Regions from separate parts of the Mus musculus genome. Here region 1 is linked to region 2. A link is a contact called in ENCODE Hi-C or POLR2A ChIA-PET data. All regions are on one chromosome and are shown on one strand. Each heading gives the region's core, a stretch centred on a gene start or an enhancer-like site at or near the end of the contact. The rest is flanking DNA. Distances are from core to core; before and after follow the strand shown.

Region 1 (2,700 bases), core at 28-2,527, 41 kb before region 2:
TTTCACTTCAGTGGGATGTTAGAATCTTGAAAAGCTAAGGTGAATATAGTTTGAAGAAACAAAGTTCATGGTAATGAGCAAAAGTGAGGCAAAAAGAGGTCATACCCATAAAGATATCTTTAAAAAGTAACCAGCTTGGGTAGAATTTATAAATAGAAAAATAATTAAGATTGATAAGAAAACATAGAAAAATGAAGTCACAGAGAAAACGATGGAGATAGGGATAACGCTCTGCTAGTCTGCAGAAACATTTGGCTGAGATGCTCTAATCTCTGGGGCTACAAAAAAAAAAAAAAAGGCAAGACTGAAGACTGCAAAGCTGGTCAGAATGATGAGATAGGCAGAAACAGGATGCTAAAATAGAACACGCCACGAAGTACAGAATACAACACTAATAAAGAAATCCTTTCCCAGTACAGACAGGCAGAGTCCTTCATGCTTGTAATCTCATAACTTTAGAGACCGGGGCAGGATTACAAGTGGGAAGGCTAGCACTGACACAATGAGCGCAAGGCCAGCCTCGTTAACCTACAGTGTGATCCTGGCTCCTAACCCAGAAATCTAAACCATCGAAGTCAATGCTCAGAGCACAAAGTGACTTTTTAACATTAGTAAACTTGGTTGAAACTTAAACGAGCGGAAAACCGAAGTCCTTGTTAAGGGAATTTTGGGTAGGTAGGTAACAGTGGAGTCTGATCACGGCTCTCTACGCCCCCAGCCCACCCCAGCCTTGCAGGCGCTCCGCGCGGGCGGACAGTCCCATTCCCGCCACCCCGGAAACTTGGTCCGACGGCTGTTCCGTGGGACAGAGCACGGGTGCCACCGGGGCGAAGGCGGCGGCGGCACTTGGGCCGAGGCAGGTCGGCGGTCCTCCCGTCACGGCCCCCTCCCTCCCGCGGGCCGCCGCCCCACGCGCGCTCGCTCCATTCATTGCGGGGCGGAGCAGAGGCTGAGGCGGGAGCACCGGCCAACGCTGGGGCCCGGCAGCGCTTACTCTGCGTATCCGTGAGGGAGATCATGGTGGCGGCGGCGAGGACCGCGGTGCTTCGGGGCCCACGCTGCGAAGCCTGGTCCGGAGAAGAGCCTCGGCGACGCCGCCCGGGCCCGAGCCGCCACGTCTTCCGGAAACACGCAGCCGCCGCCGCCGGGCCGCAAGGCCGCGCTCCATTGGCTGCAGCGAGACCAATAGCACGCGCTCTTGTTCGGATGTGCACCCGGACGCCGCACCACGCAGCCAATCAGAGAAGGCAATGGCTTGTGATTGGTGGAGGGGGCTGATCCGGAAGGGTGGGCGCTGCATGCCGGGCGGCGGGAAGGTTTTTACGCGCGGAGCGGCTGACAGGTTCGTGGTGGTGCCGGTTCCGGCGCGTGGGTCCGCGGCTGTCTGCTGGGCGGATAGGAGCTGGGCGTCGTCTCTGCCATCGCTTTCAGGAGCCCTGGTCGCCGCAGCTTGCGCTTCTGCCTCGTCTGTGGAGCCGGCGGGGTGGAGGGATGCGCTCAGGGTTAGCGTGCGTTTTCCTTCCGCACTGATGACAGTGGACCTGGTTCACGTTTTTTGACTGACAGACCTCTTTGTAACTTAGTTCTTGGATATATTTCGTGCTACGCTATGTTTTGCTGTGAAGTTGCCTAATTTAGGCAAGGGGTAGGTTATTGGCAGCAAAGTCCAAAAATATATATATATTTGAAGTAGTGGCAGGAAATGAACTTAGACCGAATCTCTCCTAAGCGAAGAGAAAGCGCCTGTTTTTAGGTTCCGGAAAAGGCATTTTTTTTTTTCTAGGCTGTTTACAAAAGTGAAGAGATTCAGGCTCTGCCATGATACAGGACCTTAGAGTCCATGGGCAGAATAGTATCAGTCTAGGAAGTGATAAGGAGATGTTCTCATACGTGAGGAAGGAGGAGTCTTGATTTAAACCCATCCTTAAATGTCCGTTAGTTTTGTCCTTACTCTTTAATCAGGGCTTATCTGTCTTAACAGCCATGCACAGGAAGGGTACAAATTCGATAAAGGAAACAGTTCAAGTGAGAATAGGCGGGTGCAGAATCTGTCTTTGGAGAGCACTCTTAGGTTTAGCAAATATAAAATTAAGCAATATATAACACACTTTCAAACGTTTGTTTTTTGCTTTTATGTAATGGTGACAGATTGTCATTGATTGAGCAAAAAAGTTGTTCACAACAGTTCATGAACACAATGAGGTCCTTGGCCCCTAACACAGAAAACTAAAACACCACCCCAAAAAAAAGCCTGTGTTCTGAGTACGAATGACTTTAAAATTAGCAAACTGTTGAAACTTAAATAGGCAGAAAACCTAAGTTCTTCCAAGGGAATTTTGGGCAGGTTACACGTCTACCCAAATAATTACTAAAAATACAAAATTAAGCAAAATATAACATGCTTTCTAATTTTGTTTTTATGTAATGGTAACAGATTGTCATTGAGCAAACATAACAGTTTGGGGAGTTAAATGTTCAGGCCAAGTTTTAATCTTTAAATTTTAATATAAGTCATGTTTCCTTCCACTTGTAACTGTCCCAGATTCTTTTAAGCCAAAAGAGTACTAGTGTGTACCTCACCCCCCCTCTGCAAGTGAGCAAATTTTATAGAGAAATGGAGTAAGCTCCCGCAGAAGAGAGGAGGCTCTGGAAATTATTTACTTAGAATATTAATTTCTTTTAAGTAGGCATTTAACTGTA
Region 2 (2,700 bases), core at 128-2,627:
ACTTAACATGCAGCAGTTTCACGATTTCTACCTTTTCCCTACACTCCGGAGGGGGGTGGTCGTTTGCTCATCTTGGATTCTGTTCCACTGCCTGTCCCATGTCCCTGCTCATGTCCCACGAAGCTCAGCACCCTCAACCCCACGCCCTCAGGCCATACAACAGTCCTGTGACTCAACCTATTTGAATGTCCTATATCTGACCACTCTCTGCCTTTGTTTCCTCTTCATATTCTGTAATCTATCTTGTACATTTCTTGTTGGATCAAGTTCTCAAAACTTAATACTCCTGAGAACTATCTACAGGTTAGCTTCCTGCTTCACACAGCTGTCGACCATTTGCCCTTAACACACACACTGTAGCTAATCAAATTTACAAAGCTTTCACCCCTAACTCGAAACCATCTATTTGCAGACTTTCATTAAACACAGCAAGTCGTATCAACCTATGTGGTCTGAACTCTGGCAGTCTTCCTTGCTTCTGTCTCTTATCAGCTTCTCTGCTTGCAATTTAAGTCATGCTTTCTTCCCATGAAGGCTACACTGTGGAGTATGTTTTTCTTCTCTATTTGGTAATCTTTACACATTAAGAGAAGTTAATTACCCCTTACCTTAATTCACTCCTACCAGTAACTCCTAAGATTAAGGTAACACAGTGATGACGTGACTTGGAATATGAACTCTTTGATGGATAAACAGGAGCTGCACCACCCAAGTTTAACAACTCAAAAAACACTTCCTGCTACTATTTCTGGTGACTTCAGCGGTTGGTGATCGCAACAAAATAGTTCTTTTCTGTAATACGCACATGTAAACACATCTGATTCATTTGTTTATCATGATTAGAATTTCCTCATCTGTAGTCCTTTGCCCCAAACTTCTGCTAGACATGAAATTTTATCTTTGGAGTTCAAGGTAACGTTGAAATTATTTATTAACGTCGTGGCACTTATCAAGAAACTAAATTTCATGTGTGAAGGAAATCTGAAAAGTGGGAGAATTTTCTGTCCAAACGCCAAGGTCTCCTGCCCACTGGCACACTATTCCACCCGGAGTCTGGTTCGATTTTGGATTCCTAGCTAATTAGGCACTGTCTACTCCTGGCCCCAAACGCTACAACGGGGCTCTGCGCAGCCTCCCCACCAGCGGCGCCGCCGAGTGGGCGTGGGGAAAAGCCGGAAGAGCGACCCGCGAAGCGGTGCCGCCCGCCGCAATCTCCCGTAACCACGACAACAGGGTCCAGAAGGGGCGGAGCACGCGCCCACGAACCTGCTCGGCACACGTGACGCCAGCGATGCCACCTCCTACCACCACGAATGTCCCTGCCGGTCGCGGGGCCTCCATAGTTCCCCGGGGGCTGGCGGCAGACTGAACACTGGTGAAAGTTCCAGCTATTTTCTACCCGGAAGAGACGCTGCCCACAAATCACTTCCGGCGCTCGGGCCATTGACATTGGACTACGGGTGCCCGGAAGCTCACACTTAGTCCGTATGAGTATTTCCCACGTGTTTTGCGTTTGAAAATCTGGAGGCAGACTTTCCGGCTGTTACCACGCCCACATCTTGAACTCTGGTTGCCCCTGCCTTAGGGGACTTTCATGCGAGCCTCTTCTTATTCTGTAGGGGAAGAACTCGAATCCTCTGGAATAGTCTCGATTGCTGCCCTTCACATAGCAATGGGATATTGTGAAAACTCATTCTTTTTGTTTTTGTTTTTGTTTTTTGCGAGACAGGGTTTCTCTGTATAGCCCTGGCTGTCCTGGAACTCACTTTGTAGACCAGGCTGGCCTCGAACTCAGAAATCCGCCTGCCTCTGCCTCCCGAGTCCTGGGATTAAAGGCGTGCGCCACCATGCCCGGCCTTTGAAAACTCATTCTTTATGACATCTTTATGACAATCAAATACTGTTGAATAGTTGAAGAAGTTAGCCTCTAACTTCCAATTCTGAGCTCAGTAAAAATGTACAGGTGCAAAAACATAGCATTTCTTAACAGTTATAGTTTCCTAGTGTTCATTTGCCTGAGGAATGGCGTTCAGAAATGGCTGAGTTGTTTTCACCTCTTTCCTCTGCAGTATCCTCTCTTACCTTGCTGTTAATCTTTGTGCCCTTGTGGATTGTCTCGCTTGGCGGTTTGATTTTAATATTAAGGCCTTTTTTAATCGTCTCTGTCTAACACTGGTATTTATTGATGCCTCTTTAATTCTTTAAACTCTGAGGATGGCCAATCTGGGTAACAGGGACTCTATATCTCATTATAGATATACACTGCTTCATCGTTTTACAGGAGACCATTTGCTCCTCAGCTTTGAATGACACCGCTGCTTTCTTTCTTTTCTTAGCACACACAACGTCAGCTTTTTGCAACTCCTTTCCCTCAATAAGCTGCCGCTCCTCATCAATAACTTTAATAACTGTAAAATGGAGAAAGGAGTTGCCTCTATGTAGCCCAAAAACATCTTATGAGTTTAAACCTACCCTGCTTTACTTCATCCCAACTACACCAAAGTCGTAAGCTCCTTGACACGACCCCAGCTACTATTTCTGGTGACTTCAGTGGTTGGTGATCTCAGTAAAATAGTTCTATTTGTAATACCCACATGTAAACACACCTGATTCATTTGTTTATCATAGTTAGAACTTCTGTTGGACATGTTACTCATCAACATAAATAGAAATATTAACTAATATTCAAACTGTATCCAT

Evidence for each region. Hi-C counts contacts between places; a loop is a spot of excess contacts on that map. ChIA-PET counts read pairs that join two places held with the same protein, here RNA polymerase II (POLR2A).
Region 1: a loop to region 2 is called in a map of gastrocnemius, with 5 times the contacts of the local background. The contact joins the promoter of Recql here to the promoter of Pyroxd1 in region 2. A Hi-C loop is called at or near these places in 17 of 37 maps with a recorded cell type or tissue (T-helper 1 cell, T-helper 17 cell, adrenal gland and 5 more). POLR2A ChIA-PET finds 5 or more read pairs at or near these places in 1 of 5 experiments (Patski).

What each region holds. Positions count from the first base shown.
Region 1 is chr6:142,385,664-142,388,363 of GRCm38, reverse strand. It overlaps Recql (RecQ protein-like), which reads left to right and starts at 1,277. Exons shown (of 15, transcript NM_023042.3): 1 at 1,277-1,342. Golt1b (golgi transport 1B) reads right to left here and starts at 1,121. Exons shown (of 5, transcript NM_025872.4): 1 at 995-1,121. The coding sequence starts at 1,019.
Region 2 is chr6:142,344,374-142,347,073 of GRCm38, reverse strand. Pyroxd1 (pyridine nucleotide-disulphide oxidoreductase domain 1) reads right to left here and starts at 1,377. Exons shown (of 12, transcript NM_183165.3): 1 at 1,267-1,377. The coding sequence starts at 1,341.